Linked DNA regions of Homo sapiens: region 2 is linked to region 1. A link is a loop called in an ENCODE intact Hi-C map of the cell type or tissue named here. Cell type or tissue: A673. All regions are shown on one strand. Each heading gives the region's core, and the rest is flanking DNA. Links, peaks and the distances in the headings are about the cores only. Region 1 overlaps EPHA10 (EPH receptor A10). Region 2 holds the start of MANEAL (mannosidase endo-alpha like).

Region 1 (8,000 bases), core at 1-8,000:
GCTGGGATTACGGGCGTGAGCCACCGTGCCCAGCCAGTTGCTTTATTTTTTAAGTTTCTTGGTGATTCCAGCGTGCAGACAAGTTTGAGAACCGCCAGTCTGGATGATGTCAGATGAACAGCAGCATACACACACATACACACATATACGGGAGATAATAAGGCCTGGGGTTAGTGTTCGGCAAAGGGGTTTCCAAGAGAAGATGCCAGGAGGGCAGTGGGAGAAATGGTTCCAGGGCTCAGAAAAGGTGTCTGGGAGAAAAATGGAGATGCAGGAGCCATGATAAGGTGAAGGGATGAAACTGTCCAGGGAAAACGCATAAAAAGAGAAGAGGAAAAGCTTTTAGGGAATAAGCCTGAGACACGCCAACAATTAAGAAACAGGCAAAGGAAGAGAAGCTTGACAAGGAGGAGCCAGAGAGGCAGGAGGAAGACCAAGGGTGGGCAAGGTGATGGAAGCCCAGGGAAGAGAACATTTAGGAAGGTTCCCTCCTGACTTTTCCAGTGGTTAGCCCACTATTGGTCCACAAGCAAGTGATCTTACTCCCTGAGCCTCAGTTTCCCCGTGTGTAAAATGAGAACAATGATGACACCTCCTAGGCTTGCTGTGGGAATTTTATGAAGTAATGTGTTATGAGGGACTGAGCGAGTGCTCAGCACCAGCATTCCAGCAAGAGGAGCTGGCGCTGGGCCATGTCTTACGCTGAGAGGAGACAACAGAGTAAGATGATGATTCAAACTTCCCACTGGCTTTCATAAAGTGGACGTTCCCGGTGCCTTCAGGGGATTGAGGAAAGTACCGATCAGATAGTAATAAAGCAAGAAAGTGGAAACGGAGTAGGTGGCTCAGGCTCTGACAAGTGCGTGGATGTGGCTTCTAGTCTTAAATGGTATATATATCTAGCAGCCTCCACTCCATGTCTTTCCCAAATTCCAATTAAAACATAAAGACACAGTAAGAGTTGAAAACCTACACCATCACCATAAACTAGTCTTGACAGCTGATCGCCAGAATGGGGGCTGGAGAGTAGAGTGGCACATTTCTACTTATGATCAAGGCAGTGGGACTAGATCAAAAAGTGCAATTGTAATGAACCCCTAGGCTACACTGCCCACAGAGTGGCATTGCCTCCCATTCTAAAAATAACTCAAAAAAATCCTTTATTCCTCCCTTCAGTGTCTGACCCTTTAAAAAAAAAAAAAAGCCAAGTCTTTGTCAAGTGGACAATGCACAGCCAGCACTCTACTGCAGAGCTGCTTTCGAGGAAGAGTGCTCTTCCCTATCCCCCGGGGGCGCTTCTCAGCCAAAATTCACTTTGAGACGGCAGCTCCCAGAAAAGGCCTGAGCACAAAGGCGAGAGGAGTGATGAAGCATTCTAGGAGGTGGCAAAGTTCCTTGCGAATACAGATGGGGCAGAGATGGAAAAGGAGGCTAGAAATGTCCATTTTTGAGCTACATTTGTGGAAAGCATCAGATGGCCAGGATAGAGAGGTAGAAGATGGTTCCATCTCAGCTCCGAAGAGATAATTAGATGAAAGCCTGATAAATCCTGCTAGTGGAGCTAAAAACTAACACCAAGCACCGGCTCTCCAGCTGTAGATTTGGGATGGGAATCAGCCAGCACCCAAGTGGGGCCAAAGTTACAGCAGATAGTACTGGAAACCTAGTCAACAGCCTTGTCCCCCTTTCCTGCTAGCTGAGCTGAATTTTTGGTTCATAGTCTACTGTCTCCCCATAGGTGACTTGGGTAACTTCTGGCTGTTCTAAGACATTTGTGTGCACTCATTCCCTTTGCCAGTGAATGGTTTAGGGTTGGGCTTACAATCCAGTTCTGGCCAACAAAAGAAGTTAGCTGGGGACAGGGGATTCAGAGAAAAGTTTCTTGCTTTTAAAAAGATACCTGCAAGGAAGAAACAGTTCTTTTTCTGCCTCTGAATGGTAAGGATGTGATGTCTGGAGCTGCTGCAGCCACCTTGCTACCATGAGGGAACCAGCCTATGTGATGAGAATGGCAGAGTGGACAGACAGAAAAAACCTAGGTCCTTGAGGACACTTTTGAGCTGCTGAATGAACCAAGCTTTAACTCTAGCCCTCTTATGTGAGCTAAGAAATCATTTAAGTTAAAGTCAGTTAGGGCCCAGCACTGTGGCTCATGCCTATAATCCCAGAGCTTTGAGAGGCATAGATGGGGGTCTTGCTTGAGGCCAGGAGTTAGAGACCAGCCTGGGCAACATAGCAATACTCCGTCTCTACAAAACAATTTAAAAAGAAAAAAAAGTTAGCTAGGCATGTTGGCATGCCTGCAGTCCTAGCCACTTGGGAGGCTCAGGCGGGAGGATCACCTGACCCCAGGAATTTGAGGTTACAGTGAGCCTATGATCATGCCACTGCACTCCAGCCTGAGTGACAGAGTAAGACCTTGTCTCTAATAATAATAATATAATAATAATAATAAAATAAAATCAGTTAGACTGAGATTTATTGTTACTTGCAGCTGAAAACCTCATAACTAATTCAAAGGGCAATTCACGCATCTTTTTTGTTGTTGTTGACAAACACCAGCTATTTCCTTACTCAAGAACAAGTAAACAGAAAATACCAGAAATTGGGTATATGAAAAAATATTTCAGAATAAGAGAATAGGAACATTATTCTGAAGACTCAGGAGAAGTAGATCTTGAAAAGTGATTTAATATGATAGAGAGTAAGTAAAACGCTCTGGCACTTTAAGAAGAAAGAAAACACAGCCTCCACCAACTATGTACAGAAGGTCATAAGGAGAAAACAGGTGGAGAAGAAAAAGAAACGAGATGAGATAAAAATGGAGAAACTGAGAAGGGCTGGGTGAAGAAACTAAAAGTGCATCAGCAAAATTGAAATATTTAAAATAAAATTCATTACAAATACAAGGAATTTTAACAAAATCACAAACAGAATGCAAAATGAACCCCTCTCAGTCTTTGGAACATCAAGTAAAAAATAAGAAGGAACCACAACTGAATAATAACTCGTGATGGTTTAACTGATGATTGTTTTACCATGGTGTAAAAGCAATACAACCATTCTATTTTTGCACTTTCAGTACAGTGTTCAATAAATTACATGATACTCAGTGTAAAATACTCATTGTAAAATAGGTGATTTCGCCCACCTGTAGGCTAATGTAAGTGTTCTGGGCATGTTTAAAGTAGGCTAGGCTAAGGTATGATATCTGGCAGGCTAGGTGCATTAAATGCATTTTTGACTTATAATATTTTCAACTTATAATAAGCCCAATGGGACATAAGCCCGTCATTAAGTTGAGGAACATCTGTGTATATATAGATAGATATAGATATATAAAGACAGAGAGAGAAAGAACTACACCATAAAATAGTGCACATTGTTTTAAAGTAGCCATGAAATAGTTTAAAAATTTTTACCACGTACAAACCTCCATGAAGCACTACAATCAGCAACGTAAAGACAAACAAAATAAAAGCAAGTCATCTGGAAATAAAAGCACATCCTCTAAAATAATTTGATTCAAAACTACAACACTAAAAGAAAACACAGAAATGTTAACCTTGGACTAAGCAATGGTTTCTTAGCGATGACACCAAAAGCACAAGCAACCAAAGAAGAAATAAATAAATTTGACTTCATCAAAATTAAAAGCTTTTGGCCGGGCACAGTGGTTCACTCCTGTAATCCCAGCCCTTTGGGAGGCTGAGGCGGGTGGATCACGAGGTCAGGAGTTCGAGACCAGCCTGGCCAACATGGTAAAACTGTCTCAACTAAAAATACAAAAAAAAAAAAAAATTAGCTGGGTGCGTCAGTGTGTGCCTGTAATCCCAGCTACTCGGGAGGCTGAGGCAGGAGAACCATTTGAACCCAGGAGGCACAGGTTGCAGTGAGCAGAGATCATGCCACTGCACTCCAGCCCATCTAAAAAAAAAAAAATAGCTGGATGTGGTGGTGTGCACCTGTAGTCCCAGCTACTCTGGAGGCTGAGGCAGGAGAATCGCTTGAACCCAGGAGGTAGAGGTTGCAGTGAGCCAAGATTGCACCACTGTACGCCACCCTGGGCAACAGAGCAAGACTCCATCTTGGGGAAAAAAAAAAAGAAACTAAAAGCTTTTGTGATTGAAAGGCTATTCTCAATAAAGTGAAAGCCAAACCACAGAGTGGGAGAAAATATTCACAAATCATGTATCTGACAAGGTTTGTATGGGTTAAATTGTGTCTCCAAAAAAGATATGTTGAAGTCCCAACCACCACTTCCCATCTCAGAATGTGATCTTATTTTTACAGAGGTAATCAAGTTAAAATGAGGTCATTAGTGTGGGCCCTAATCCAATATGACTGGCATCTTCATGAAAAGAAGAATTTGAACACAGAGAAAAACACCTAGAGAGATGATGATGTGAAGACACAGGGAGAAGACAGCCATGTGACTAGAGTGATGCGTCTGCGAGCCAAGGAACACCAAGGATTGCCAGGAAACATAAGAAGCTGAAAGGCAGGGAAGGGTCCTCCTCTAGAATCATCAGAGGCAGCGTGGCTCTGACGACACCTTGATTTTGCAATACATTTGTTTTAGGCCAGCCAGTTTTTTGGCACCTTGTTAGAGCAACCCTGGGAAATGAACACAAGGGTCTAGTGTCTGTAATACATATCTATAGTTATAATATAACTTAATGACAAAAAGAAAACCCTGCACAGGAAAAGATGTTCAATATCATTAGTTATTAGGGAAATGCAAATCAAAGCCACAATGAGATATTACCTCACATCTGCTAGGATGGCTACTGTTTAAAAGACAAACAATAACAAGTATTGGTGAGGAGGCAGAGAAACTTGGACCCTTGTACTTTGCAGGTAGGAATGCAAAATGGTAGAGCTGCTTTGAAAAAGTTGGTAATTCCTCAAAAAGTTAAAAAGTTATTATATGTATTAGTCAGCTCAGGTTACCATAAAAAGAAACCACAGACCTTTAATAACAAAGGTGGCTTTCAAGCCAGGCATGGTGGCTCATACCTGTAATCTCAGCATTTTGGGTGGCCAAGGTAGGTGGATCACCTGAGGCCAGGAGTTTGAAACCAACCTGGCCAATATGGGGAAACCCTGTCTCTGCTAAAAAATACAAATATTAGCCAGGCGTGGTGGCACGCACCTATAATCCCAGCTACTTGGCAAGCTGAGGCTTGAGAATTGCTTGAACCTGGGAAGCGGAGGTTGCAGTGAGCTGAGATCGCACCACTGCACTCCAGCCTGGGTGACAGAGGAAGACTGTCTCAAAAAATACATAAATAAATAACAAAGGTGGCTTTCCTAACAAAAGCCACCTTTGGCTTTCATAACAAAAATTTATTTTCTCACACTTCTGGAGGCTAGAAGTCCCAGGTCAAGAGGTCAGCAGATCTGTAATCCGGTAAGAGCTGTTTTCCTGACCAGCCACCTTCCCACTGTATTCTCACGTGGCCTTTCCTCTGTGCACATATGGACAAAGAGTGAGTGAGCTGTGGTGTCTCTCCCTTTTCTTTTCTTTTCTTTTTTTTTTTTTTTTGAGATGGAGTTTCGCTCTTGTTGCCCATGTTGGAACGCAATGGCACGACCTCGGTTTACCGCAACCTCCACCTCCCAGGTTCAAGCAATTCTCCTACCTCAGCCTCCCGAGTAGCTGGGATTACAGGCATGCACCACCATGCCCAGCTAATCTTGTATTTTTAGTAGAGATGGGGTTTCTCCATGTTGAGGCTGGTCTCGAACTCCTGACCTCAGGTGATCCACCCACTTCGGCCTCCCAAAGTCCTGGGATTACAGGCGTGAGCCACCACACCGGGTAGTGTCTCTCCCTTTTCTTATAGAGATACCAGTCCTAATGGATTAGGGCCCACCCTTATATCTCATTTAACCTTAATTACCTCCTTAAAGAGACTCTCTCCAAATATAGTCACATTGGGGTTTAGGGTTTTAACACATGAATCTGGAGGTAACATAATTCAGTCCATAACCATATGACTTAGCAATTCTACTCCTAGGTATATAGCCATGAAAACTGAAAATATATGTTTATGCAAAAACATATATTCATTAATGTATTATGAATACATTAATATTCATAATAGTATTATTCATAATAGCCAAAATGTGGAAACAGCCCAATGTCTATCAACTGATGAATGGATAAGCAAAATTGTGGTCTATCCATGCAATGGAATGTCATTCAGCCATAAAAAGGAATGAAGTACTGATACGTGCTACAATATGGATGAAACTTGAAGCCATTATGCTAAGTGAGAGAAGCCAGACATGCAAGTTCACATATTGTATAATTCCATGTATTGAGATGCCAAGAAGAGGCAAATCCATAGAAACAGAAAGACCTAGTTGTTACCAAGAGCTAGAGGAGGTGGATGGAATGGTGAGTGACTAATGGGTTTCCTTTCAGGGTGATGAAATGTTTTAGAATTAGATAGCACTTGTTGCACAACTATGCGGATATATGAAAAATCACTGAACCGTATACTTCAAAAGGGTGAATTTTATGTTACATGAATTATACCTAAAAAAACCTTATAATACTAACAATGTGATAATATCATGTATCAAATGTATTGGAAGTGACAAAGCTATATTCAGAGGAAAACTCATAGCTTTAAAAAATTTAAACAAAAAATAACTAAGCACTGAACTTGCCTAGAAAAAGACTTCAGAGGTTGGGTGGGGTGGCTCACACCTGTAATCCCAAAACTTTGGGAGGCCAAGGCAGGTAGATTGCTTGAGTCCAGGAGTTCAAGACAAGTTTGGGCAACATAGTGAGACCCCCATCTCTACAAAAAACACAACATTAGCCAGGCGTAGTGGTGTGCACCTGTAATCTCAGCTACTTGGGAGGCTGAGGCAGGAGAATCGCTTGAACTCAGGAGGCAGAGGTTGCAGTGAGCCAAGATCATGCCACTGCACTCCAGCATGTGTGACAGGCAGAGTGAAACTGTCTCAAAAAAAAAAAAAAAAAACTTCAGGAAAGCAGGAGAGTGGTATTAATAAAGATAAAATCATAAAATATAGCCGGGCATGCTGACGTGCACCTGTAATCACAGCTACTTGGGAGGCTGAGGCAGCAGAATCACTGGAACCTGGGAGCCAGAGGTTGCAATGAGCTGAGATGGTGCCACTGCACTCCAGCCTGGGCAACAGAGTGAGACTCCATCTCAAAAATAATAATAATAATAAATCATAAAATAAGTGACGAAAGTAAAGAACAATGGAATTGATAGGTTCAAGAGCTGATTCTGTGTCATAACCAGTAAAATTAACTTCTGGCAAGGATAATTAAGAAAAAAGACAGAAATCACAAGCATACAACAGGAAGAAAGAGAAAGTGAAGTTAACTCCAGGTACTGAGGAAATGTATATACATTTCTAATAATAAATTAGAAAAAGAACACCAAAATATTTTCTAGGAAAGCACAAATTTATAAAACTGATCAAGACGTTACAGTAAAGATTAAAAATATCAAACCACCAGGTGCAGTGCCTCACGCCTGTAATCCCAGCACTTTGGGAAGCCAAGGCAGGCAGATCATCTGAGGTCAGGAGTTCAAGACCAGCCTGATCAACGTGGTGAAATCCCATGTTTACTAAAAATACAAAAATTAGCTGGGCGTGGTGGTGGTTGCCTATAATCCCAGTTACTTGGGAGGCTGAGGCAGCAGAATCACTGGAACCTGGGAGGTAGAGGTTGCAGTGAGCTGAGATGGTGCCATTGCATTCCAGCCTGGGCGACAGAGACTCCATCTCAAATAAATAAATAAACAAATAAATAAAACTTTCTCTCCAAAAATGGCATAGAACCCAGAAAGTTTCCCAGGCAGTTTTTTATGCCTTCAAAGAATATGTAAATGTGTTGTTAAAACTGTCCCAGAGCAGAGAAAAAGAAGAAATTTTTCCAGATACCTTTACCAAAGCCAGCATCCCCATAGTGCCAAAACTTGACAAAGAACACATTACAAAAC
Region 2 (16,675 bases), core at 8,076-16,075, 51 kb after region 1:
CAGAGAAGTAGCCTTAGTAAGATGGAATTATACTAGATGGTTTCTAAGAGCACTGATAGCCTAATATTCTATAATTATATCATTATAGGACTGATATGGTGACAGTGGAAATATACAAAAAGAGAAAGAATGAAAATATTTTGCAAGCATTATCAATATGACTTGGTTACCATTTGCATACTGGGAATTAAAAAGTGCATTGCTGGCTGGGCATGGTGGCTCATGCTTATAATCCCAGCACTTTGGGAGGCCGAGGTGGGCAATCACAAGGTCAGAAGTTCGAGGCCAGCCTGGCCAACACAGTGAAACCCTGTCTCTACTAAAAATACAAAAATTAGCCAGGCATGGTGGCAGGGACCTGTAGTCCCAGCTACTTGGGAGGCTGAGGCAGGAGAATCGCTTGAACCCGGGAGGTGGAGGTTGCAGTGAACCGAGATCGCGCCACTCCACTCCAGCTTGGGCAACAAAGTGAGACTCTGTCTCAAAAAGAAAAAAAAAAGTGCATTGCTGGACATGGTGGTGTGCACCTGTAATCTCAGCTACTTGGAAGGCTGAGGTGAGAAGATCACTTGAGGCTAGGAGTTTGAGACCCCAACTAATTAAACAATTTTAAATTAGCCAGGCATAGTAGCACCACCTGTGATCCCACCTACTGGGGAGGGTGAGGCAGAAGGAATGCTTGAGTCCAGGTGTTCAAGGCTGCAGTGAGCTACGATCCTGCCACAGCACTTCAGCCTGGGCAACACAGCACGTCTCTCAAACATGCCATGGTTATTTCTGTCTTTAGGCCTGTGCTTCAATTCTGTTTTTTATTTCATCTTTTTAGAGATGGGGTCTCACTATGTAGCCCAGGTTGGTCTTATCTCTAAAAAATAAACATTAAAAAAATGTGCTTCAGAGATTGGGGTGCCCTTGGTTGGGGAGGTACGTAGTGGAATTGACAGTAAAACATGCAAGTAAAAATTCTAGCAGATGCATGAAGAACACATGAGGCATGCTCCCGTCTCCAGGAAAATGAACTTGCTGTTTCTTCTTCCTGGAACTCACTTCTTCCAAACGTCTGCACAGTTTTCTTCCTCTCTCCCTCAGGCCACCCTCTCAGGGAGGTCTTCCCTGCCCAACCTATTAAACATTGTAAAACTTCCCCAGCCTGGCATTCCCTCTCCCCACCTCCTGCTTTGTGTTTCTCTACAGCACTTGTCATCTGACCATTCTGTTTTGTTTATTAGATGATCAGTATCCTAATATGAAGACTGTATAGAAAATAGATTCAGAGGAATTTAAATGTTGTGTTGGAGAGTTTAGAAAAAACAACTAATAAAGATATAGAGCTGGGCACAGTGGTTCACGCCTGTAATCCCAGTACTTTGGGAAGATGAAGCAGGTGGATCACCTGAGGTCAGGAATTTGAGACCAGCCTGGCCAACATGGTGAAACCCGTCACTAATTAAAAATACAAAAATTACCCAGGCATGGTGGTGCATGTCTGTAATCCCAGCTACTCGGGAGGCTGAGGCAAAAGAATCGCCTGAACCCGGGAGGCGGAGGTTATAGTGAGCCGAGATCGTGCCACTGCACTTCAGCCTGGGCGACACAGCAATACTCCATCTCAAAAAAAAAAAAAAAGATACAGGCTGGGTGCGGTGGCTCATGCCTGTAATCCCAACACTTTGGGAGGCCAAGGCAGGCAGATCACCTGAGGTCAGGAGTTCAAGACCAGCCTGACCAACATGGTGAAACCCCATCTCTACTAAAAATACAAAAATTAGCTGGGCGTGGGGGGTGGGGGGCACCTGTAATCCTGGCTACTCGGGAGGCTGAGGCAGGAGAATCACTTGAACTCGGGAGGCAGAGGTTTCAGTCAGCCAAGATCGCACCATTGCACTCCAGCCTGGGTAACAGAGCGAGACTCCATCTCAAAAAAAAAAAAAAAAAAAAGATACAACCACATGGAGCAATGAAAAATGAGAATGCGGTGACACACTCTCAGCTCACTGCAACCTCAGCCTCCAGGGCTCAAGCCATTCTGTGTCAGCCTCCTGAGTAGCTGGGATTACAGGTGTGCACCACCACACCCAGCTAATTTTTGTATTTTTTGTAGAGACAGGGTTTCACCATGTTAGCCAGGCTGGTCTCCAACTGCTGACCTCAGGTGATCCACCCGCCTTGGCCTTCCAAAGTGCTGGGATTACAGGCGGGAGCCACCACGCCAGGCCCAGCCTATCTATCAATTTCAGCTGCTCTGGGAAAGAGCCTTCTTGGGTGTCCTCCTGCTTCCATTGGGCAGATTGCTCTTCAGGCTTGCTGCACAGGTAGTGCTCTGGGACTCCCCTGAGCTCTTCCTCTGTGTTAGATTTCCTTTTTACTGGATCCCAAGTTCCTCCTCACCTTTTTTATTTACTTCTCTATTATATTTTTTGGTAGCTTCCTGAGAAAGACAGCATAGGAGAAAAAAAATTGAGACCTTGAATACCTAAAAACAATGTCTATTCTAGACCAGTCTGGGCAACATGGTGAAACCCCGTCTCTACCAAAAATAGAAAGATTAGCTAGGCATGGTGATGCATGCCTGTAGTCCCAGCTACTTGGGCGACTGAGGTGGGAAGATCACCTGAGCAAGAGAGGCAGAGGTTGCAATGAGCTGAGATTGCACCACTGCACTCCAGCCTGGGCTGGAGTGAGACCCTATCAGAAAAAAAAAAAAAAGTCTATTCTACTCTCATAATTAAAAAAAAATGTTTTCTTTTTCTTTTTTTCTTTTTTGGAGACGGAATCTCACTCTGTTGCCCAGGCTGGAGTGCAGTGGCACGATCTCAGCTCACTGCAAGCTCCGCCTCCCGGGTTCATGCCATTCTCTTGCCTCAGCCTCCCCGGCAGCTGGGACTACAGGTGCATGCCACCGCACCTGGCTAATTTTTGTATTTTTAGTAGAGACAGGGTTTCACCGTGTTAGCCAGGATGGTCTCCATCTCCTGCCCTCGTGATCCGCCCACCTCGGCCTCCCAAAGTGCTGGGATTACAGGCGTGAGCAACCACGCCCGACCAAAAAAAAAAATTTTTTTTTTCATTTTACTTGACTACAAGGTTCAATACACCACCCTCACAATTTTAAAACTAATTGTAGAATCCTAGGTCCAAAATTATTTGCCCTCAGAATTTTGGAAGAAATTGTCCCCTGCCTTCTGCTTTCCTGGGCCATTCTAATTCCAAATCCTTGACTTCTTTTTCTTCGAAAGCTTTTTGGATCTTCTGTTTTCAATGTCCTGAACTTTCATAATGATGAGTACTGTATGGGTCATTTTTTAATTCATTGTTCACTTAGGGGGCTACTGCAATCCAGAACGTCATGTCCCAGGACATTTTATTTTATGAGTTCTTTGGTAATTTCTCGTTTCAGTGTTCTGAAAGGTTCCTCAGGGTGGGTTTGTTTTTCTACTTCCTGGGAGATTCCTTGGCTTTATCATCCAAAACTTTCTATTATAATAAAATTTTAAATTTGGGCTCTATTGCTTTAATTTCCAAGAGCTTTTTATTGGTTTCTGATCAATCCTTCCCCCCGTGTATATAGCATTCTGGTTTTGTTTCATGAATATGAAAATCTGTTTATTTGGCTAGCTGCATTCTGTTTTCTTCTCATCAACTCTTTCACTCTTACTTTTTTTTTTTTTTCTTTTTGGAGGGTCTCACTCTGTCACCCAGACTGGAGTGCAGTGGCACTATCATGGCTTACCGCAGCCTCAACATCCTGGGTTCAACCAATCCCCCTGCCTCAGACTCCCAAAGCGCTGGGATTACAGGCATGAGCCACTGCACCAGGCTAGCTCTCACTGTTTCATCCTTTTCTTCCTTCCTTCCTTTCTTTCTTTTTTGTTTGTTAGCTTTTTATATCTGGCTTTCATTCAGGGAGCGTTCACTAAATGTCTGAGAATCATTAGTTATTCACGTTTAGAGTGAGGCACTAGAAAGCTGATTGAAAGATCTGAACGCAAGAGGCATGTTTGCTGATTTGTGTGTTTCACTCTGGGTTGATCAGGCAGTAAGCTGACTTTTCAGTATGTGGAGGATTTTCCTCAAGGGTCTCAATGTCAGTCTGTGCAGAACTTTTCCCAAGGGTCTTTCTTTTTCTCCAGGGAGTCACTTGGACTTTTGCTTGGAAAGTTGACTTAAAAAATTTTTTATGGCCAGGTGCAGTAGCTCACCCCTGTAATCCCAGCACTTTGGGAGGCCGAGACTGGTGGATCACTTGAGGTCAGGAGTTTGAGACCAGCCTGGCCAACATAGTGAAACCCCGTTTCTACTAAAAACACAAAAATTAGCCAGGCATGGTGGTGTGCGCCTGTAGTCCCAGTTACTTGGGAGGCTGAGGCAGGAGAATTGCTTGAACCTGGGAGGCAGGGGTTGTGGTGAGCCGAGGTTACTCCACAGTACTCCAGCCTGGGCGACAGAGTGAGACTCCGTCTCAAAACAAAAAACAAAAAAACCTAGCCAGTCGTGGTGGCCCTCACCTATAATCCCAGCTACTCGAGAGGCTGGGGCATGAGAATTGCTTCAACCTGGCAGGTGGAGGTTAAAGCAAGCCAAGATTATGCCACTGCACTCCAGCCTGGGCGACAGAGCGAGACTCCATCTCAAAAAAAAATTTTTTTAACCTTTAATTTTTAAATTTATTTTAGAAACAAGGTGTCACTATTTTGCTCAGGCTGTCCTCAAACTCCTGGGCTCAAGTACCTCAGCCTCCCGAGTAGCTGGGACTACAGGCATGCACTACCATGCCCAGCTCCTGGAAGGCTGACCTATGACTGCCAGTGTTCCTGGGGCTGAGTGATATAAAGAGCTGGACTTCTTGCCATTTATTGATCCAGACTCCCCTGGATTTCAGGATGGCCTCTCACTCCTCCCTCTCCTGTTGCCTAGTACTCCTGTGTCTGGGGATTCTCTTGTTATACTCTTTCACAGAACAAACCTGTCATCTCCAGCCATAGTGGGGAAAGGGGGCTCTCTCAACACAGTCCTAGTTCTGTAAGGAAGAAGGGGAAAATTGACTCTGAGCAGATGTAGGAGAGACTTTTGGCTGTTTACCCAAATCCCCTTCCTTTTGCCCTTCTTTCTGATTTTTTTCACCTCTGAATGGCCTTGGCACGGGATTTGCTTGGATGTGAATAGATGACACAATTCTGGCCAATCAGAAGTGATGGGAAACCTGCTGAGAGCTCCTAGAAGAGCTTATCTTACTTGTTAAAAGGATTATAAAATAGGGCCATTCCCTTTTCTGCACCTGGATGTTGTCCTGTGGGAATGGAATGCTTGGAACTGCTTCCATCCTTCTCAATCATGAAGGGAAGGCCAAAAAAAAAAAAAAAAAAGAATCACAGAGAAGGTGATCTGATGTCACAGTGTCTTTGAACCCTTAGATTAACCATCTCTAGAACCAGCCTAGTTAAAGCCTCCTTAATATGTGGGGTAATAAATACACTATACTCTAAGCCCTAAAGGACCAGTCAAATCAGCATCACCTGGCATCTTCTTAGAAACATAGACTCTTGGCCAGGCACAGTGGCTCTCACCTCTAATCTCAGCACTACAGGAGGCTGAGGCAGGTGGATTGTTTGAGCCCAGGAATTTGAGACTAGCCTGGGCAGCATGGCAAAACCCCATCTCTACCGAAAAAAAAAAAAAATTAGCCAGGCGTGGTGGTGCACACCTGTAGTCTCAACTACTTGGGAGGCTGAGGTGGGAAGACTGCTTGAGCCCAGGAGGCAAAGGTTGCAGTGAGCTGTGACTGGGCTACTGCACACCAGACTGGGTGATAAAGTGAGACCCTGTCTCAAAAACAAAAAACAAAACAAAACAAACAAACAAACAAAAACAGGTTTCATTCCAGACCTACTGAATCAGGATCTGTATTTTTAACAAGATCCTCAAGGGACTGACATGCTCACTAAAGTGTGAGAAGCACTTTAAGCCATGTTTAGCTGTTTTCCTTCTTATTTGTGGCTGAACACACATTCTAATCGATAGAATGGGTGTAATACATACCTTGAATGCCACGTGTCACATCTCTTTGGCCCACCTTGATTTTAGGAAAAGTTTTTAGGCAGAACTCTTAAGATGTCCCCCACCAAGATTCCTGTCCTCTAGCTATTCAATTGAAAATAATCTAGTTACTGTTGTGAAGGGACTTTGTGGAATGGAATGAAGTTTACTAATTAGTTGACCTTATATTTTATAATTTTTTAAATTAAAAAAACTTTTAGAGATGAGGTCTCATTATGTTACCCAGGCTGGTCTCTAACTTCTGGGCTCAAGCAACCTACCCACCTTGGCCTCCTAAAGTACTGGGACAGGTGTGAGCCATTGTGCCTGGTCTTTTGTTTGTTTTTTTTTTGTTTTTTTTTTTTTTTTGTAGCGACAGGGTCTTGCTATATTGCTCAGGCTGGCCTCGAACTCCTGGGCTCAAGTGATCCTCCCATCTCGGCCTCCCAAAGTTCTGGGATTACGGGCATGAACCACCACACCTGGCCAATAATTGACCTTAAACAGAGGAAGTTACCCTGGATTATCTGACGGCATCTAATATATCACATGAGCTCTTAAAACCAGAAGAGGAAGGTATGAGAGAGAGGTAGAAAGGGAGGTCAGAGAGATCCAAAGTGTGAGAAGGACAAGATCTGATGTTGCTGGCTTTGAAGATGGAAGAAGGGGCCTACAAGCCAAGAAATGCAGCAGGCCTCTAGAAACTGAGAAAGACCCCCAGATGACAGCCAGCAAGCAAATGGGGGCCTTAGCCCTGCAATTGTGTGGAACTGAATTCTGCCATTGAGCTGGACGTAGATCCGTTCCTAGAGCCTCCAGAAAGGAGTGTAACCTGCCAACGCCTTAATTTTGGCTTCCTGAGATTCCAACCAGAGAACTCACTAAGTCACACTGTGCCTAGACTTTTGACCTACAGAAATCATGAGACAGTAAACTTTTGTGCTGTTTTAACTGCTAAATTTATAGTAATTTGTTATGACAGCAGAAAATGAGTACATCTAGGATGGATGGTTCTGTGCGAGCTTAGTCTTCCTCACACTGGCGGCATCCCACTTGAATAAATAATGTGTCCGTCTCTCTTTATACCTGCCTCAAAACCTTCTCTGATGTCCTGGGAGCCTGCTTGGCAACAGGAGACCAGAAATACAAGGAAGTTAACTCCCCTAGGGAAAATGCTTGACCAGTGGAGGAGGGGGTCAGTAGGTAATTGCTTCAGCCTCACACCTCCTAACTCTGGGAGGCATTTGTACACTTCTGAAAAGACGTGGCAGAATTAAGTCCCCATTATCTATAGCAGCGACATCCTCAGTGCACCATTGGTTTGGCTTTTCTTTTGTTCTTGTCTCATTCTGTTCAATTCCTAACTCTTACTTCCTGAGATTACCTTCCAAATGACCTCCTGCTCCCAAGTCCCCTTCTCGGTCTTGTCAGAGATTGATAGGCAATCAATAGTCAGCTCCATCAGCTCACCTTGCTCAGAATAAAAGGGTAACTTATTGGAAGAATGGTCAAGTGTTTCACACCGCAACTAGGCCGCCAGGAAGACTGAAATCAGGACACCAATAACACTAAGTTTCTCTCTGTCCCTTCCCTCTAATGGCATTATCTTGTTTGTTTGTTTGTTTGTTTGTTTGTTTGTTTTTGAGAGAGGGTCTCACTCGGTCACCCTGGCTGGGGTGCAGTGGTGTGATCACGGCTCACTGCAGCCTTGACCTCTCAGGCTCAAGTGGTCCTCCCACCTCAACCTCCCGAGTAGTTGGGAGTACAGGCGTGTGCCACCATGCCTGACTAATATATTTTAATTTTTTGTAGAGATGAGGTCTCACTATGTTACCCAGGCTGATCTCAAAAGCCTGAACTCAAGTCATCCTCCCACCTCAGCCTCCCAAAGTGCTGCGATTACAGGCATGAGCCGCCGCACCCGGCAAATGGCATTATCTTTAAAGAGGATGAAATCTCTCCTGCAGACCAGAGAGTAAAATCCCAAAAAATGACTGGAATTGATGCCCTTTGGGTCAGTATTCATGATTGGTCCAGTGGAAGATGGGAAGCTATCATTGGACTAATTTTGACCACTAGGTCAGAGTACTAGCCCTGGGTCAAACTGTCAAGGCCAGGTGGCAGTGTCAAGGACTCCAGGCATGGCCAACAGGGGACACAATTGTTTCAGGGCATCCCAGAAATAGTGGGATGACTGGGAGCTGGGGAAACCTTCCCACTATTTTTCCAAAACCTTCACCACCCATTCCCTGTTCTCTTAGTTCCTCGTTAATGATTCTTTCTGTTTCCTTCTTAGACTCTCTCCTTCCTCTGCCTGTCCCAGAAATGCTGGTGTTCCTGAGAGTGCCGTCCTTACCCGTTTTCTTCTCTTTCTTTCTTTCTTTCTTTTCTTTCTTTCTTTCTTTCTTTTTTTGAGACAGAGTCTCGCTCTGTCACCCGGGCTGGAGTGCAGTGGCGTGATCTCGGCTCACTGCAACCTCCGCCTCCTGGGTTCAAGTAATTCTCCTGCCTCAGCCTCCCAAGTAGCTGGGACTACAGGCGCCTGCCACCTCGCCTGGCTAATTTCTTGTATTTTAGTAGAGATGGTGGTTTCATCGTGTTGCCCAGGCTGGTCGCAAACGCCTGAGCTCAGGTAATCCACCTGCCTTGGCCTCTCAAAGTGCTGGATTACAGGCTTGAGCCACTGCACCCAGCCTCTTCTCACTCTTTCTATTCCCAGAGTCACCTCACTCTTTGGTAGACATGGTATTCTCTCCAACATTTAACCCACTCCACAAATGTAATCTCATCTAGTCATGGTAATTCTATCCCCCTCGGCAATAATTTGTCTGGCATAAAAAGGCCTAAACCAGATTAGACCAAGGAGATTCAATGAGATGTTTGTTTAGGACTTCTGGGAAAGAGAAATCAGTCTTACCCTTGCCTGTGGAATGGGAAGAGCAGTCAATAGCCATAGCAGCCATTTTGTGGCATGAGGGGAACTGGGTTTGTATATGAAGTCAGTGGTGGGGAGAGTAGAGCAGTGAGACGGGAACATCTCAGGTTCCTAATGACATTGTTGGATCAGAGAAAATACCCACTCTGCCCTGCCACTGGGCTCCTTGCTTTGCAAGTTGATACACTGGCATATTCCTTAAGTCAGGCTGAATCGGGTATGGGCGACCTGGAGCTGAAGGCATTCCACTTCATTCACATTTACCACCATAAGGTCTCTCAAGCTCACTTTCCTCGGCTGCAGGTCTACCAACACTTCCCAAGCTCCCTGCTCCTCTTCCTGGGTTCCCTACAATTCATTTTACTTAACCAATAAGAACTGGGTGCCCGCCATCATCCCAAGCTCTGTTTTAGACATGCAGACAGGGAATGAAACAAAGTTGCTGTCATTGCGGACCACTGAAGGAGGCATATGATAAACAAAACTATCTTCTGAATAAATGAAGTAATGAATAATGCAGTGTAGGAACTCTATCAATAGCGAGTGAAAAGCTTATTATCTACAGACTATCACACCAGGGGCTGGTACTCACTTAAACGGCACTAGGAAGTGAGTGTCAGATGCTGTTCCGGCAGCCCTTGGCGTCTAACAAGGTAAATAAGACGGGGCCTGTCCTCTGGAGCCCAGAATCCAGGAAGAAAGGCGCACATGTATTGAGCGCTTGCTTTTCAGGCCCCGTGGAAGTGCTTTACGGGAACCATCTCATTTAATCCTCCCTGACTCTAGGAGGTTCTCCCAGGAGAGACCGCTCCAGACGACATCAGGCCTACAAGCCAAGAAATGCAGCAGGCCTCTAGAAACTGAGAAAGACCCCCAGATGACAGCCAGCAAGCAAATGGGGGCCTTAGCCCTGCAATTGTATGGAACTGAATTCTGCCATTGAGCTGGACGTAGATCCGTTCCTAGAGCCTCCAGAAAGGAGTGTAACCTGCCAACGCCTTAATTTTGGCTTCGTGAGATTCCAACCAGAGAACTCACTAAGCCACACTGCGACCCGGCAGGCTGGGCAGTGCAGCGAGCTCTGGAGAGTGCGCCCTGACCCGGGGTCCAGGCCCGGTCAGTGTGACCTTGCGCGAGTCACGGTCGTCCTCCGCCCGCCAGGCCCCGGACGGCGTCTGCAGGGTCCGATTCCTGGGGATTTCCCGACGCCCCTTCCCCCGAGGTTCAGGGGCTGCCTGGGGTGCCGGGGAGGGGGGCCGAGGGATGGGGGACCTGGGGCTAGAAGGGTGGCACTGAGACCCGTAGGGAGGGGGCCAGTGAAGTGAGTAAAGGTGGATCGACGAAGAAGGAAATCCTTGGGGAGAGAACCACCGACGCGCGCTTCTTTCCCCCCCCCGCCCCGCCTCCGCCCCCGCCCCCGCCGCGCCGCCTCTCTCCCGCGCTCCGGAAGGCCTGCGTCCCCGCTCCCCAGCCAGGCGCCACCACCTGCCGCCCAGGCAGCCAGGCGACTCTTCTTTCGCGGGTCACGCGGCCTGACTCAGGCCCCTGCTCCTGTGGCCCCGAAACTCGCCGTTCGCTGGGCCTTGCGTTGCACTCGGCGTGCAGTTCCCCCTCGGCTCGCGGCCACTTGGTCCGCGCCGCCTGCGTCCTGTGTGCCGAGCCCGCCCGCACTGCGGGGACAGGCCGGGCGCCGCCCACGCCGCGCTCTGCCGGGCGCACAGTCTGCCTGGGAAGCGCGCGGCCGGGCGGGCGGCCATGGCGCGGCACGCTGGGAGGTAGCGCGGCGGCTGCAGGAGCGCACAGTCGGCCATGGCCCGGCGGCGGCGCCGCGCCTGCATCGCTCTGTTCCTGGTGCTGCTCTTCGCCTTCGGCACCCTCATGGGTCTGCGCACGCTCAAGGCTCCGGACGGACTCCCGGCGCTGGGCCCGGGCCTGGAGCTGGCGCCCTTTGAGCGACGCCCAGAGGGGGCCCCCGCGCCCGCTGCCAGGGCCCCGGCAGCCCCTGCCGCGCCGCCCCCGCCGCCGCCGCCGCCCCGCACCGCGGACCCTGGCGGCTCCCCTGGGCCGGCACCCGCGGAGGCCGAGCCCGCCCCCGTGCAGAGCCTGCGCGTCTACTCGGACCTGCACGCCTTCTACTACTCGTGGTACGGGAGCCCGCGGCGCGAGGGCCACTACATTCACTGGGACCACGTCATGGTGCCGCACTGGGACCCCAAGATCTCGGCCAGCTACCCCCGCGGCCGCCACAGCCCCCCAGACGACTTGGGCTCCAGCTTCTACCCGGAGCTGGGGCCCTACAGCTCCCGGGACCCCGAAGTGCTGCGGGAGCATATGACCCAGCTCAAGGAAGCCGCCATCGGTGAGCGCCCCCCACCCCGGGCGGCCCTGCCCCCCAGCCTCACCCTTCCTCCTTCCCACACCCCAGCTCCCTCTGGTCCTGTCACCGGCCCTTTGGTCCCACTTATCCGCCAGCCTGGCTTCTTAGCTGTTCCCTCCCACTCTCATCCTGGGCCCACCATGCGACACCGCCCCTCCGTCTAGTATTCAGACCCCCCAGCTGGGCCCTTCCATCCCTAACATCCAGGGCCCTTCCCATAGGGCGGAACTGCTAGGAGTTTGCACCAGGAGAGGGAGGCAGAGTCTTCAAATTTGTTGGGCGATGGGAAGTGAGGCCTGGAGTCCTGGCCCGCAGGTTCTGGGGTTCAGAGGAGTGGAACTTAGGGCGGCCTCTGCTTTCATGGCAGGTACAGGGTAGAGCAGCAGCCGTTCCTGCTTTTGCTGGCTGCAGAGAGGAAAGTGTGCCCGTGTTCCATGAAGGCCTCTGCTCTATTTGCAGTTGGAGGTAGTGTTGGGGGTTTAGAGGCTTTTCATCAAGCACCCAGCTGGAGGGAAGGTCCCAGGGCGCCTCCTTCGTAGGCTATGGAGGGGAGGCTCACTTATTTCGGATTTCGTCACTGAATTTTGCTGGATTTTACAGATGGCCTCTGCTCAGGGCTCTTCTCCATGCGGGACGTTAGGGTTAGGGGTGCTTCTCTTCTTCAGAGGTAGGCCTGTGGCTTCCAGGTGGGTGTGGCACTGTCCTCCCATTCCCTTTGTTCTACTACTTGCTGAGGCAGTCTAAAGCCTGGCTCCCTTCCGGCCTGGCGCGCTACGGTTCCCGCAGGCGCTCCGCTTCAGCACCGCGGGCGTGGACAGCTCCGGGGCGCGAGGCTCTGGGACTCATCTGCAGGAAGTGAACCTGGCAGGAGGCTTGCTTCAGGTTTTTAGGAACCATTTTTGCAATTGGAGATGTTTGTGAGGAAAAAAATCTCTGTTGAGGGGGGTACTGTGTGTCTCTGAAGTGGCCTCTGTGTTGCGTCTCAGGCGTCCTGGTCCTGTCCTGGTACCCACCTGGCATGGCTGATGATAACGGGGAGCCCTCAGATGACCTGGTGCCCGCCATTCTGGACACCGCCCATCAGTACAGCATCCAGGTGAGTCTCCAAGAAGAGGCCACGTGCTCTCTGCCCTATTCTGGAGAGTTGCTCTCCTCCGCCCACAGGGTTAGTGCCTCTACAGAAGTTCTTGGCAGTAGCCCAAAGGGATAACAAATATGTGGCAAGTGTGGTTTTGGGGGAGGGTTCAGATAAATGGTGCCTATGTTGCTCTTAGTTTTTTGAATTCTAAGAAAACTGAGAAAACTAAATATAGGACCAAGAGAAGACTAAATAATTATCACTTTTGTTAAATAATAATAGAGGTTAGGTTGTAAACCCTGGTGGAAAAAGGGTAGGCAAGAGCCAAAGGGACCTGCAGACTCAACTCTCTAGTGGGAGGCAGTGCTGGACCTCGAGGAGTAGGCAGGTGTTCTCAGCAGGTGGGCTCACTTTCAAGAGGAAGGACGGACTGGACGAAGCATTTCCCCACATGTGCCAATCAAGTAAGTCATCCCTTGCTTCTGTGGTGAAGGAAGAAAAATGATAGAGAAAGAAGAAAAGCCCCACTCCCCTATTCCTGAAGAGAATTCCACCACTGACATGTCTAACAGATCACAGCAGTTTTCCACTGACACAGCTTCAGCATACTTATTCCACTGTTTCAGGCAGCTAGCACCAACCACTTGGAGCTGGCACAAGGTTGAAACCTATTAGCCACCCTGTAACAGCCCACCAAAATGATTCCCACATGCCCTGCTGCGGGAGATGGGCAAACTGCTCACCCCTGTTTTGGCCTTCAAGGGCAGCAGCTGCCTTTATCTCTACTGTGCCCACCACTGCCAGGCCCTCTTCTGAACTCAGCCTCTCCTCCAGGCCATGGTTAGATCCTGAGCCTGATATGTTGTGGCCCCTAGATAGACACTCACCTGACCATTACTCCTCTGTTTGTGGCAGGTGGCCTTCCACATCCAACCCTACAAGGGCCGGGATGACATCACTGTACATGACAACATCAAGTACATCATTGACACGTAAGGCTGCTCTGGGGGCCGGGATTTTGGTGGGGATCAAAATGGAGGTAGGGATAGAAGGTTTGGAGGGGCAGGTCAAGAGACACAGGGCATAATGCCTGTGTTTCCCAGCAGCTGTTTTATAGTAAGAGAGTACTGGGCCTAAAGTCAGGCAGCCTGGGTTTCAATTCCTGTCCTGTGGCTTCTAATCTGTGATGAGGCAAGCCTCTTAACCTTTGAGTCTTGTGAGAATCACACGAATTAATATATGTGAAAGTAGCTTCTACAATGTAGGCACCTCATTTATTCATTCAGAAAGTATTGAATGAAGGCCAGGCATGGTGTAATCCCAGCACTTTGGGAGGTCGAGGCAGGCGGATCACTTGAGGTCAGGAGTTCGAGACCAGCCTGACTAACGTGGTGAAACCCCGTCTCTACTAAAAATAAAAAAATTAGCCAGGCGTGGTGGCGCACACCTGTAATCCCAGCTATTCAGGAGGCTGAGGCAGGAAAATCGCTTGAATCTGGGAGGCGGAGGTTGCAGTGAGCCGAGATTGCACCGCTGCACTCCAGCCTGGGTGACAGAGCGAGATTCCATCTCAAAAATAAATAAATAAATATTGAATGAGGCTGCGTGCAATGGCTCATGCCTGTAATGCCAGTGCTTTTTTTTTTTTTTTTCTTTTTTTGAGACAGAGTCTCACTCTGTTGCCCAGGCTGGTGTGCAGTGGCACAATCTTGGCTCACTGCAACCTCTGCCTCCTGGGTTCAAGCGATTCTCCTGCCTCAGCCTCCTGAGTAGCTGGGATTACAGGTGCCCACCACCACACCCAGCTAACTTTTGTATTTTTGTATCTTTAGCTGGGCGTGGTGATGCACAGCTATGGTCCCAGCTACTTGGGGGGCTAAGGTGAGTGGATCACTTGAGCTCAGAAGTTTGAGGTTACAGTGAACTATGATGGCACCACTGTACTCCAGCCTGGGATTTCACCATGTTGGCCAGGCTGGTCTTGAACTCCTGACTTCAGATGCTCTGCCCACTTCGACCTCCCAAAGTGTTGGGATTACAGGTGTGAACCACTGCACCCGGCCTCCCAGGGCTTTGGGAGGCAGAGGTGGGAGGATTGATTGCTTGAGGCCAGGAGTTTGAGATCAGCCTGGGCAACATAGCAAGACCCCATCTCTACTGAAAAAAAAAATTAGCTGGGCATAGCAGTGCATGCCTGTAGTAGTCCTAGCTACTTGGAAGGCAGAGGTGGGAGGATCACTTGAGCCCAGGAGTTTGAGGTTACAGTTAGCCACAATTACACCACTGCATTCCAGCTGAGAACAGAGCAAGATTCTGTCTCTTAAAAAAACAAACAAAAAAAAAGAGAGTATTGAGTGCCTACATGTGTCCAGGCACTGACTTAAGCCCAGTTGTACAGTAATGGGTAGGACTAGCGAAATTTCTGATTTCATAATGTTTACTTTCTAGTGTATGTTGCAGGTACTGTGGAGCAGACAGTAATTAAATGGGAAAAATCAAACAGTGATCTGTACAGGATTTTGTGCTAGAGTGTGCCCACGATGCTACTTAAGAATGGATAGTCAGGTCAGGTGAGTCTGAGGAGACAACAGGTGAGCTAACACCTGAATGAGCAGTCAGGGCTGGGTGTGGTGGCTCACACCTGTAATCCCAGCACTTTGGGAGGCTGAGGTGGGAGGATCACTTGAGGCCAGGAGTTTGAGACCAGCTTGGGCAACATGGGGAGACTCTATCTCTACAAATTTTTTTTTAAACATTAGCTGGGCATGGTGATGCATGCCTATTGTCCCAGCTATTTGGGGGGCTGAGGTGAGTGGATCACTTGAGCCCAGGAGTTTGAGGTTGCAGTGAGTTACGATGGCACCACTGTACTCCAGCCTGGGCGATACAGTGAGACTTAAGAATAAAAAAAAGAAAAAAGAAAAAAAAGCCCAGGCCCAGTGGCTCACACCTGTAATCCCAGCACTTTGAGAGGCTGAGGTGGGTGGATTGACTGAGGTCAGGAGTTCAAGACCAGCCTGGCCAACATGGTGAAACCCCATCTCTACTAAAAATACAAAAATTAGGCAGGTATGGTAGCGGGTGCCTGTAATTCCAGCTACTTGAGAGGCTGAGGCAGGTGAATCACTTGAACCCCAGGAGGTAGAGGTTGCAGTGAGCTGAGATCGCCCACCGCACTCCAGCTCTGAGCAACAGAGCAAGACCCTATCTCAGAAAAAAGTAGTAATAATAAGAAGAAAAAAGAAAAGAAAAAGGGTCAGCTCTGCAAAGATCCGGAGGCAGGGAGAAAATTCCAAGCAGAGGGCTGGCAGATGCAAGTCCCATAAGATGGAACAAGCTTGCATGACACATGAGAGCCGGATAGAAAGGCCAGATGGGGAGTAATAGCTGGGAAAAGAGCAGGAATGGAGTAGGCAGGGCCAGATCAAGTAGGTGGGAATAATGAATGGATTATATGGAGGCAGGATGGGAGCCTGGAGACCAGTTAGCTGGCTGTTGTTGCAATCCAGATGGAAGACGGTGGTGGCTTGGCTAAGGGTAGGGAAGTGAGGCTTAGGAATGACAACTGGAGAGAGGAAGGAGGGAACCAGGTTCTTGCTTAGAGGCATGATGACTCCAACTGTGGAGACTGACTGGCTCCAGAACTGGGCTGTGTTGCATCCGTATCTCATCCACGGGAGGTCCTACAGCTGTGCTGGTCTCTCCCATCCAGCTGAGGCTCTTCTTTCTCCTTCTCAGGTATGGCTCCCATGGTGCATTTTACCGCTATAAGAACAGCATGGGCAAGAGCCTCCCACTCTTTTATATCTACGACTCATACCTGACGTCCCCTGAGGCCTGGGCCCACCTCCTGACACCAAACGGGCCCCATTCGATCCGCAACACGCCCTACGATGGGGTCTTCATAGCGCTGCTGGTGGAGGAGGGCCACACCCACGATATCCTGGCCGCCGGATTTGACGGCATGTACACCTACTTTGCCTCCAATGGTTTCTCCTTTGGTTCTTCCCATCAGAACTGGAAAGCTGTGAAGAACTTTTGTGATGCCAACAACCTCATGTTCATCCCCAGTGTGGGGCCTGGCTACATAGACACCAGCATTCGGCCCTGGAACAACCACAATACGCGCAACAGGGTCAATGGCAAGTACTATGAGACGGCCCTGCAGGCGGCCCTGACAGTGAGGCCCGAGATCGTTTCCATTACCTCCTTCAATGAGTGGCACGAGGGCACCCAGATTGAGAAGGCCATT

The links. Hi-C counts contacts between places; a loop is a spot of excess contacts. Peaks named below come from ENCODE experiments on the same cell type or tissue, not always from the same donor. Only the 100,000 strongest peaks of a DNase experiment are listed, where the experiment ranks them.
Region 2: a loop joins it to region 1, with 2.1 times the contacts of the local background. A loop is called at or near these places in 3 of 110 quality-filtered maps.

What each region holds. Positions count from the first base shown.
Region 1 is chr1:37,740,570-37,748,569 of GRCh38, forward strand. The region is part of intron 5 of EPHA10 (EPH receptor A10); the gene reads right to left. Among named protein-coding and RNA genes, the nearest start is that of EPHA10, 21 kb to the right of the region's middle. In A673, for the core only: no CTCF peak of the experiment used is centred there; no DNase peak of the experiment used is centred there; H3K27me3 peaks cover 3,794 bases.
Region 2 is chr1:37,783,406-37,800,080 of GRCh38, forward strand. MANEAL (mannosidase endo-alpha like) reads left to right here and starts at 10,442. Exons shown (of 4, transcript NM_001113482.2): 1 at 10,442-11,327; 2 at 12,332-12,441; 3 at 13,339-13,415; 4 at 16,162-16,675. The coding sequence starts at 10,778. RefSeq lists silencers at 10,349-10,398, 10,659-10,778. In A673, for the core only: no CTCF peak of the experiment used is centred there; DNase peaks (open chromatin) are centred at 10,686 and 12,156; H3K27me3 peaks cover 1,195 bases.